Regions from separate parts of the Mus musculus genome. Here region 1 is linked to region 2. Evidence: chromatin loops called from intact Hi-C (ENCODE). Cell type or tissue: heart. All regions are shown on one strand. Each heading gives the region's core, and the rest is flanking DNA. Links, peaks and the distances in the headings are about the cores only. Region 1 overlaps Ube2s (ubiquitin-conjugating enzyme E2S). Region 2 holds the start of Leng8 (leukocyte receptor cluster (LRC) member 8).

What was found. Hi-C counts contacts between places; a loop is a spot of excess contacts. Peaks named below come from ENCODE experiments on the same cell type or tissue, not always from the same donor. Only the 100,000 strongest peaks of a DNase experiment are listed, where the experiment ranks them.
Region 1: a loop joins it to region 2, with 5 times the contacts of the local background. A loop is called at or near these places in 5 of 42 quality-filtered maps.

Annotation. Positions count from the first base shown.
Region 1 is chr7:4,803,960-4,809,334 of GRCm38, reverse strand. Ube2s (ubiquitin-conjugating enzyme E2S) reads left to right here. Exons shown (of 4, transcript NM_133777.2): 4 at 851-1,321. The coding sequence ends at 1,180. Among named protein-coding and RNA genes, the nearest start is that of Ube2s, 5.7 kb to the left of the region's middle. In heart, for the core only: a CTCF peak has its summit at 2,452 (motif pointing right); no DNase peak of the experiment used is centred there.
Region 2 is chr7:4,134,567-4,139,941 of GRCm38, reverse strand. Ttyh1 (tweety family member 1) reads right to left here. Exons shown (of 14, transcript NM_021324.6): 14 at 4,535-5,375. Leng8 (leukocyte receptor cluster (LRC) member 8) reads right to left here and starts at 2,462. Exons shown (of 16, transcript NM_001374609.1): 1 at 2,323-2,462; 2 at 1,154-1,246; 3 at 352-523; 4 at 1-6. The coding sequence starts at 1,191. It overlaps D030047H15Rik (RIKEN cDNA D030047H15 gene), which reads left to right and starts at 3,016. Exons shown (of 3, transcript NR_033548.1): 1 at 3,016-3,381. In heart, for the core only: no CTCF peak of the experiment used is centred there; a DNase peak (open chromatin) is centred at 2,971; H3K4me3 peaks cover 2,558 bases; H3K27ac peaks cover 1,520 bases.

The sequences.
Region 1 (5,375 bases), core at 155-5,154, 670 kb before region 2:
AACTTGACACAGCTGGAGTTATCACAAAGAAAGGAGCTTCAGTTGGGGAAGTGCATCCATGAGATCCAACTGTAAGGCATTTTCTCAATTAGTGATCAAGGGGAAAGGGCCCCTTGTGGGTGGTGCCATCTCTGGGCTGGTAGTCTCAGTTCAGTTCTGAGAGCAGGCTGAGCAAGCCAGGGGAAGCAAGCCAGTAAGGAACATCTCTCCATGGCCTCTGCATCAGCTCCTGCTTTCTGACCTACTTGAGTTCCAGTCCTGACTTCCTTTGGTAATGAACAGCAATGTGGAAGTGTAAGCTGAATAAACCCTTTCCTCCCCAACTTGCTTCTTGGTCATAATGTTTGTGCAGTAATAGAAATCCTGACTAAGACAGATGGATATATATAATCATTTAAGGCCTGTGATCAGTGGCTCCAAACTTGGCATTCACTTTTAGTTTTCTGTATCTTGTATAGTAGTATAAAACACATAGGAAAACCAAATACAAGTTCTCTAATGCTAAATGCCCTTGAGTAATTTCTCACCTGATTAGGAAGGACCTCTGAACTTATGTTCACCTGTAGAAACAAGGTCAAAGCTACATTAGCTACAGAAAACTGGTTGGAGCAGATAATGAGCTTCCTTAGGAAAGGGCCTCTGGCAACATCAGGCTGCACTTACATGGCATTGGTCCCTTGAAGTGTTTGTAGTAACAGGAAAGCAGCCTTTGAGGGTGACTTTAAATGAATAAGGATGCTAGCAGGCTGGTCCTGATCTGAGGGAGCTGATTTGGGGGTGAAAAGAAGAGCCAGTGTGGTGACCATTAAAGCTAGACAAGCCTCCCTGACCTTAGACCCTTTCTTCACAGACCATCAAGTGCCTGCTGATCCACCCTAACCCAGAGTCTGCACTCAATGAGGAGGCAGGCCGCCTGCTTTTGGAGAATTATGAAGAGTATGCTGCCCGGGCCCGTCTGCTCACAGAAATCCATGGGGGTGCATGCAGCACCAGCAGCGGGAGGGCTGAGGCTACCCAAGACCTGGCCAGTGGGGCTTCAGCCTCCTCTGCTGACCCTATGATCCCAGGGGTCCTAGGGGGAGCTGAGGGTCCCATGGCCAAGAAACATGCAGGTGAGCGAGATAAGAAGCTGGCAGCCAAGAAAAAGTTGGACAAGAAGCGAGCACTGAGGCGACTGTAGTGGGGCTCTTTCTCCTTCCCTCCCTTCTGTCCCCTCCCACTCTGTCTCTAAGTTATTTAAATTATGGCTGGGGTGGGGGAGGGAGTTGGGGGGGGCACCAGAACCTGGATTTGGTTTTCTAAATAAAAAGTTGGAAAAGCAGTTTCTATGCCTGAAGTGTCTAGAACCTCTGCCTGTATTGTGGCTTAGGGTAGCTGGCATTCTTCTGTACCAAGTCTGACTTGCTCCAATTAGGATCTGAGTCACCTTTGCCCTGTGGAGTGGGGCTTAGAGTCTTAAGCTGGAGCAGAAACCCACTGTCTATTCCTCTAGACCAGTGGCTCTAACTGTAATTTTGTTGCTATGAAATATTTTTGGAGACAAGTTTGCCTAAAGGTCAAAGAGCCTTAGGTTTAAGAAGTGTTGCTCTAGAACTGTCTTCAGTAATCTGGTCCTGAATTGGGGCAAGGTTACATCTCATCTCAGCTCTGACTTTAAATTCCCTCCTCCCTGTTTGATTGTTTTGTTTTAAACTGTAAAAGCCTTGAAAGACATGCATAAGTTTTGTTTCCTTAGGGATCAACAGGGCAAAATGAAGTGTCTACTGGCCTTCTTGAGAGGTTAGCCTATGGCAATATTTTTTTATTGTTTTTCTTTTGGCCCAGAACTTGAGTATATAGGTCAGGTTGGCCTTGACCTCAGAGACCTGCTTTGGCTCTGCCTTTGGTTGCTGAGATTAAAGGCATGCTCCACTATGCCCATTTAAATACAGTTCATGTAGCACTCTTGTAGGAGCCTACCCTACCACATTGGCCTATCAGGACTGAATAAGGTTCTTGCCTCTTGTTATGTCAAAATTCCAGATACTGAGAGGCTAGGGAAATGACTCAGAAGGTAAGAGCTGTTGGCTCTGGCAAAGGACCTGGGTTTGATTGTCAGCACCCATATAACAGTTTACAACTAACTGTAACTTCAGTTTCAGGAACTCCAGCCACCTCTTCTGACCTTCATCAACACTAGGCACATAGATGGTGCACAGGACATACAACCAATTGAAACATGTGAACATTTAAAAAAAAAAAAGCCGGGCGTGGTGGCGCACGCCTTTAATCCCAGCACGAGAGCCAATTCCAGGGCAGGCAGAGCTACACAGAGAAAACAGAAAATTGTTTACAAAGCTAGTTGTGGACCAACAAGATAGCTTAGTGAAAGCAGGGCGTGGTGTCTAATGGGAGTGATAACTTGTCTTGAGTTCTGTTGTAAACTAAGTGGAAGAGATTCTAGGTCTGTGCACCAGAGGGCAGTATATGCTTTCTGTTAATGTCCTTAGGTTATTTGAACCAGCTTTGTCATTAAGGGTGTGTGTGTAGAGATAGGTCAAGTGTTGAAGAGTATATGGCGCTCTTTTCAGAGGTACTAGGTTCCTAGCACAACAACTGCCTAAAATACCAGCTCTAGAGGATTTAACACACACACACACACACAAAACCTTCAAAAAGGGGAGGATGGTTGAGATGGTTCATGGGTAAAGGTGTGAAGCCTGAAGCCCTGATTGAACCCACATATTTATTCAAAGGAAAAACCAGTTTCCATGAGTTGTGTTCCCAACTACAAGCAACTATATGCTATTTAAAGTTACTTTAAAGGAAGGGATATATTAAATAGTGGAGCAAGTTGTAAAAAACTTAAGTGCTGGGTATGGTAGCCCAAGCCTGTATTCCCAACTCTCAATTTTCCTGAGTCTGACACCAACCTGGGTTCCATAGTTAAGACCCTGTCTCCAAAAGAATGAAAGAATATGACCCTTAATTAAAGGGGAAGCTTGCTTTTATCTTCTATTGTCTGGGGTCTTGTCTTCGTCTTATGTAAGAAAAATAGTGAAAAACAAGAGCTTTGACCTGAGGGTTCCTACTGAGATTGAACTGGGTTTCCTACCCCAGTAATGTCCCTGGGGAGAGAGGGCCATCAGAACTAAGTCTATACCCTCTTAACCTACAGAGGTGTGACAAACCGAGCAAATCAAAGGACTTCAATGGAAACTTCTAGTTTCTTTGGGAAGTTTTGTCAAATAATGTTTTGCTGGGACACAAAAGGGTGTCTTGCTTAAAGCTGACAGATGAAAGGATGTTTTGATATAGCAAATTCATAAAAGAATATGTGATGGAGTATAAAAATATGACCCCACAGACAGTGGGAGATGAGTACTGAGCCTTGGTTTGGTTTGCTCTGCCTCGCTATTTTCCAATAAAGACACATCCATACCGGTTCACCTTAAGTGCTGGTGTTGATCCCCACCAGTGGTGATAGCATAGAGCACTGCTCCCAAGAACTACTTGCACCTTCTGAGACCTTGCCTCAGTCCAGCTAGCAAACCTTGTGGTTTCTTCAGGATTGAACCTATAGCTTCTGGTTTGTGCCTGCTGTCGACCTGCTGAGAGGACTGAACTGTAGCTGTCAGCCTAGAGGACTGGTCTGCAGCTGATGAGTAGTGATTGGGTGTTTGCTATGGGGCTGATCAAGCTTGCCCCCCCCCCCCCCCATGAAGTATTGCTGAACAAGTCCACTTCCCCCATATGCTAATAACTTTTCCACTACCTCTGCTGCGTGGTGGGCTAGAGGAGAGGTTGAACCCTTATTAAACGTAGACTGCAATCCCAGCACTTAGGAGGCAGAGGCAGGCAGATTTCTGAGTTCGAGGCCAGCCTGGTCTACAAAGTGAGTTCCAGGACAGCCAGGGCTATACAGAGAAATCCTGCCTCGAAAAAAACAAAACAAAACAAAAAGTAGACTGCAAAAAATGTATGCCTACAAAGGACTGTAAGAAAATCTTTTCAGGGGCTGTAGAGATGGCTCAGCCGTTAAGAGCGCTGTCTGCTCTTCAGGAAGTCCTGAGTTCAATTCCCAGCAACCACATGGTGGCTCACAACCATCTATAATAGAATATGATGCTCTCTTATGGTGTGTCTGAAGACATGGACAATGTACTCACACAAAATTTTTTTTTAAATCTTAAAAAATATATACCAAATTCATAGGACTGATCCAAGAAATCTCAAGCCCAAGTTTAGTGTAAAGTGTCCATAAGAGAAGCAGGCATTCTGAAAGAATACATTCAATTTAATGGGAAAAAACTGCTGCTGTGATATACCTTCTCTAAATCCCTTGGGATTTCAAGCACCCCAGGGATGTTAGGAAAATGTAGGTCTTTATATAGGATCTCACAATGTAGCCGTGGATGGCCTTCACCTTGGTAAGTCTCCCATCTTAGCACTAATATTGGGATTATATGCATGTGCCACCATGTCGTCCTGCTTCTGGGTGGGGTTCTTGGGCAATTGGCTTTTGAGACAAAGTATCACTGAAATCCTGGCTGGCCTGGAACTTGCTGTATAGACCAAGATGGCCTCAAATTCAGAGATGTACTTGACTTTGCCCAGCTGGTTGTGTTTTATATCTAATAAGCCACTAATACACTTCTTTACTGAGTTCTATGAGCTAGGACAGCAAATCACTGAGCATCAGGGTTGCTTTCTGAAGTCAGATGACCAGGCCTATGCTATTTCTAGGTAGTGCTAGAATTGAATTATAAGATAACCAAGTGGTGGGGAAACCCAGAGGACTAGGTAAGACCCAGGTTCAAATGCCAAGATGCACATATGTTCACGACTAATTCCAGTTCCAGGGGATCTGACACCCTCAGACATACATGGAGACATTACCAAAGCAAATACAATTTAAAAGAAAAAATGGATGTATCACAGTGGTAGAATGCTTGATTAACATGTATGTGGCTTTGTGTTCAGTCCTCAGTTCTGGGGTGGGAGGGGACAGGTAGGAATACAGCTTCATGTTGTAAAGTTACATCATGTATAAGAATGTACAATACTCGGGTGCAACATTAGCACAGCACAGGGAAGCCTGGGTTCAATCCCTAGCACCTGAAAACCCCTTATTGGGCTGACAAGTTAACTTAGTGGGTAAACACAAATTGTTGCCAGTCTGGACAACCTTGAGTTTGAACCAGTTCAATCCCAGAACCCACAAGGTAGAAGGAGAGAATGAACTCCTATAGGTTGTTCTCTGACTTCCACTCACATACAAACAACAAATAAATGTGTGGTGACACATACCTTTAATCCCAGGACTCTGTTGGCAGAGGCAGTTGTGTCTCTTTGAGTTCCAGGACAGCCAAAGATACATACTAGAGAACATTTCA
Region 2 (5,375 bases), core at 317-5,316:
GACGTACTGCAGAAAAAGGAGTGTCCATCAGTACCAGCCACAGGAGCCCATGGGCACTACACTACCAAGAGGGTAGGCCTTCACTGCAGAGCAACTGCAGAAGGGTGCAGACTCTGTACAGTAAGACTAGACATCTTAAAAGATGGGGACGATCATCCTTAAGATCACTCAGGCCCAGGTTGACCCAAAGGAGTTAACTTTCCCCCTTCATTACATTTAGTTAACAGGAAAACATGCTTACAGCCCCCCTATGGCACTCCCCTCTATGGAAGCCAGCATCCTTCCCACCCTTCTCTCGGCAACGGCCCCAGCCCAGCACTGTAGTTCCCAAATCCTCCATGCCATTCTCACTTGTGCACTGGCCACAGGACCACTGCTGCTGGCTTTGGAACTGCTGGTAGCCCCTGCTTTGCTGATGCTGGCCAGGGCCTGGCGGGCCTTCTCCCACTCTGGGTTCTCGTGCATAGGAGTCTCCATGCCATTTTCTCTGCTGTTCCCAGTCACCATGCTGTACTGAGAAGACCTGCAACAACGAAGCACAGTTATGGTCTCCCCTATCTATACACAGGTAGACAAAGTTGGGGAAAAGTAAACCCAAGGCTTGCATTCTAGAGCTAAACTCCCTACTCACCACAGCCCAAGCTGAAGGTGGCACATAGCATGTGCCAAGCAAACAGAAAGCTAACCAGTATGTACATAATTCTATACATGACCTACGACTTTAGGAGAACTCAGGTTTTTTACAAGCCAGTGAATTCTGACATGGCCAACAATGAAAAAAAAATTTAAAAAAAGAAAAGGGAAGGATCAGAAAGATATTAAGAGGGGGCTGGAGAGGTGGCTCAGTGCTTAAGAACATTTAGCAGTCTTGCAGATATCACTAAGCTCTGTTCCCAGCACCCATGTCGGATGGCTCAGAGCCACCTCTAACTCCAGCTCCAAGGGATCTGAGGCTTCTTCTGACCTTGACGAACATGGGTGACACACACTCACTCACACCCACATAAGCTCACATACATTAAAGGAAAGCTCAAAGGGGAAGCTTGCCCCTCCATCCTAGCCCCCACAATGAGCATTTTTCCCCCAAGCTGTGCAAGGACCCGTTGTGTCTTGTTCCTCTTGCAATGGGCTGTGTTCCCTTAGCCCTACTAACCAGTCTGCAGCACGCTGATCACCCACGTTGGCCGCCATCTGGACCTTGGGGTGTAGGGAATAGACCTCGGGAGCCAGGCTGCTTTTTAAATGTCTATAAGAAAAGAGATCAATTAGCCCCAAGAGAAGATAGGCTAGAAAGAGAGGGTATCTCATAGAAGGGAACACTGGCAAAGAATGGAAAGGAAAGCAAGTGTGGTGGCTCATGACCATAATGCCAGCAATCTTTTGGGAGTTCCAATACCCATCTGGGCTACAAGTTACAGTCCTGTCTCAAAAACAAACAGCTTAAAGAATCAGAATCAGTTCCTAGTGTGGAGTGAAGAGACCTGAGCATGAAAGGAAACACCTCCCTTGGAGGCCGAGACTAGCCTGTAGGATATGAAAATGAAAGACAAAGAAGCTGAGACTTGCATTACGAGTGTGGCTGTGAGGGAGACCTGACTCAAGTGGTGGATGCAGAAACCTCAGTCCTGGATAGGAAATCTAAAGATACTTCTACTACAGCAAGAGGAAGGCTCTCCAGTGACTGAAGTACTAGCTACAAAGAAGTTTGGGGAGAGGGAAGCCTTTGGGGATACTCTGAGGAGGAAGGAATTGAGACTGGGAGAACACTGGAGAATAGAGCAAAGTTTTCAAAGAAAAAGGTAAAGTATGGATATCCCGCTGAGCAGCCAGGTGAAGGTGCAGGAGACTCCTTCCTGTGAAGTCACTGCCTGGCAGCACCTACCAGACTCAGATCAATTACAGTCTCCAGACTTGTATGGGATGTTCCTAGGAGTGGGAGTTGGTTTGGGAGCAAACAAGTGGCAATTACTCAAGTAAGGTGTCTGCAGATAACAGAGGCCCACAACATTCTTAAACTATTAGGGGTGGGGTGGATAGTACCATAAGAAATAGGATGGGTTGAGCACCGTGCCAACAGGGCTGGAGCGGTCCAAACAACAGGATTTACAGAAAAGAAGCCTATTGGAGAAACTGAAACCCTTATAGGAAGCCTAAGGGGCACTGACAGGTCTCAAAGGCCTTTAAAAAACCCAATCCGTTGGGTGGTATCAAGGGGTCCTAACTAGGGATGCACAAAAGAGAGCCTCGTGTTCGTAACTGGTATTAGGAGTAAGGGGTCTGATTTACAGACGAGAACAACACGGACTGTAAGCTCAGAAGCACCTGGCTGTCCCGCAGGCATGGAGTCCACGACGCTAGGTGGAGGTTGAGGCCGCCCTGAACACAAGCGACCTCCCTTGTCCCCCGCGACCAGCCACCGGCCGGGCCGCGCTTGCGCACCACGCTGCGAGGGTGGCCTCTCTGGGTTGCCCTAGGCAACAGGAAGGCCAGCGTAACAGCGGGTCAATGGAGCCCGCAAGGGGTGCGTCTAGGGCACTAGGGACCGCAGGGTTCCCAGGGCCAGTAGCAGAGCGGACGCGGACGCGCACGCGCACGTAGGGGAGCCGCCCCCTCCCCCCCCCAGCGTACACCCGGCGCGCATGCGCAGAGGCGCTCCGGCGGCCACACCCTTCAAAGACGCAGGGCGCGGCGTCGGTTGGCCTTACCAAACAGGCCAGGGCTCGCGGAGCGCGGAGCCCGAAGGCGTCCCTGTGCTCGCCCGCCAGGCCTCCCACTACTACCCACACTCACTAGGACCGCTCGCTCCCGGGACTCGTTACCGGCGGTCCAAGGCAGCTTCAAGACAACCAAGACAGCGCTCAGTCACCGGCTGGCTCTAGTCTGGGGCTCGAACGTCCTGACCGTGGCGTGATGACGTTACCCGGACGTCTGTCCCCGCCCTGTGTCGCGCACAGCCAATAGACGTCACCGCTCGGCTTGAACCGCCCACCACACGTCTCGCGAACGCAGTCGCGTGTTGGCGTTTGTCAGCAAGCCGGAAGCTGGCCCTAGACGGTGGCCCCGTGGGGACAAGTACCTCCCAGCCTCTCGTGCGCGCTCACAACAGCTTAGTTTTGACTCAGCAGTCAATAGTCTCTCAGATGTAACGCATAGGGACAGGAGTTGTGAGGCTGCGCACTGCGCTAGGACGATTTAAAATAAATGAATATATAAGCGGGTGGAGGGAAATGGGATAAGGTGAATCCTCCCTTGGAAGGTTTATTTAGTGAGTAAAATTGGAAAGGCGCACCTGGCGTAGGGAACAGCGAGTGCGAACCAAAGGAAGCGGGAAACGCGTCGCTTGAGGAATGGGAGTAGCCACTGGACTGTGACGCTGGAAAGGTACCTTGTAGGGTGTTGGGATGGTGAGATCTGCTCGGAGTGGCAGCTAGCAGAACTGTATCTTTTAGGATCAGGATGGCCCTGGAACTCAGAAACCCGCCTCCCTCTTAATGGGATTAAGGTGTGGGCCGCCACTTAAAGCTCACTGTTTACAGTAGGAGTGATTGAATTATGCAGCCCAACTTGGGATCTCCCGTTAAAATAATTGATAAGACTACCTTCTTATCAATTATTGTTCATCAATTGACCAGTTTCCAGTCTCACATTGTACAAGCAACTTTTGGTAATTAAACAACACTTGGATAACTCTGTATCATTTGCTAGTGTTAGCTTGGTAGGTTTCTTCCCATCTCTTTTTTATAATGAACTTTTATTTTAGAATAAATTTTAAGTTTACAGAAATTACAAAAGTAATACAGGAATTGGGCACACTATGCCCAGTTTCCCCTATTGCTAGATTCCACACCTCAAATTCATTTGTTAAAAGTAAGAAATTGACATTGCTCTAATATTCTGAACTAAGCCGCAGATGTGGGCGCTTTTTCTCACTAATGTTTCCGGTGCGCCATAGCGTAACCCAGAGCATCATGTTGCATTTGTCTTGCTTTTTTACCCATCCTGTCAAGAGCTGTTTATTGGGTTTATGATGCCCATTTGCTTTACCACACAACTGAGGTTCAAAAAAACAAAACAAAAAGCCAAACCAAACTAAACCAAACCAAAACAACAACAACAACAACAAAAAAAAAAAAAAAAAAACTGGGCAGTGGTGGCCCACGCCTTTAATCCCAGCACTTGGGAGGAAGAGGCAGGTGGGTTTCTGAGTTCGAGGCCAGCCTTGTCTACAGAGTGAGTTCCAGGACAGCCAGGGCTACACAGAGAAACCCTGTCTTGAAAAACCAAAAAAAGAGGTTCAGTGAGTCAAATAACTTGCTTACATTAACACTGAGGTGCCAGGACTAGGACCCATAGGAATCCAAACCAGCATTGTGCAAGAACCAGGGATACCCCTGGTGCTTCTGTAGTCACTTGAGGACCCTGCTCTGCCATCTCCCCTACAGAGCTGCTGGTCTTTGGGAAGAGTCCCACTGTGGCAGATTAGTTTTGTCTCCAGCGTTTAACTGAGCCAGGGGTTGCTTGTTTATTTCTTTCTGGAAGCTGGTCCCTCAAAGGATTACCAGGATAAGAGATGCAGTTTTTATCCTCTCACATGTAAGCATATTTATGTTTGTTTATTTGTTTTGTTTATTATTATTTTCACATAGCTGGTGATTCACAGTCTCTGGGCAGCATATTTAGAGAACCTGTTCCCTGGGCCTCCAGACCAGCACCAGCCCACACTCCACTCTAAATCCCACAACAAATAGGTACTCGAAAGGGGAAAGTAGCACATTGTGTTTGCTAATCATTAGAATTTGAACACTTTAGTTGGGTGTGGTGATACACGCCGTCACACGCCGTTAATCTCCTCACTAGGGAGGCAGAGGCTGAGGCAGGCTCTTCTCTGTGAGTTCAAGGCCAGCCTGGTCTACAAAGAGAGTTCCAGGACAGCCCAGGGCTGTTTCACAGAGAAACCCTGTCTCCAAAACAACAACAACAAAGACAAAAAAGACAATTTTATCCATTTGTTTTGGGGTTTTTGTTTTTCTCAGTTACTTATTATTAAATTGAGGTCTTTTTTGTTAGATAATAGAAGCTTTTTGAATTATGTTTATGTATTAACCACGTTTTTCTTTGCCATGTATGCTATTTGTTTTTTAAACAAATGAGAACTACATACATATTGTTCCCCAGACAATAAATTTCCCTTTTGACTCTGCCATGTTTGTTTTTACTTGATAACTTATTGAGTGCCTCATCTTTTCCTGCCTGGATTTATAATATCTTCCTTAAACCTTCCCCCTTCATATCACCCTGGTGGCACTACAAGCAAATATTCTACTTTCTCTTCGAAGACTTCTGTCCCTATTCTGATACAAGCGTTGGTTTTCTGG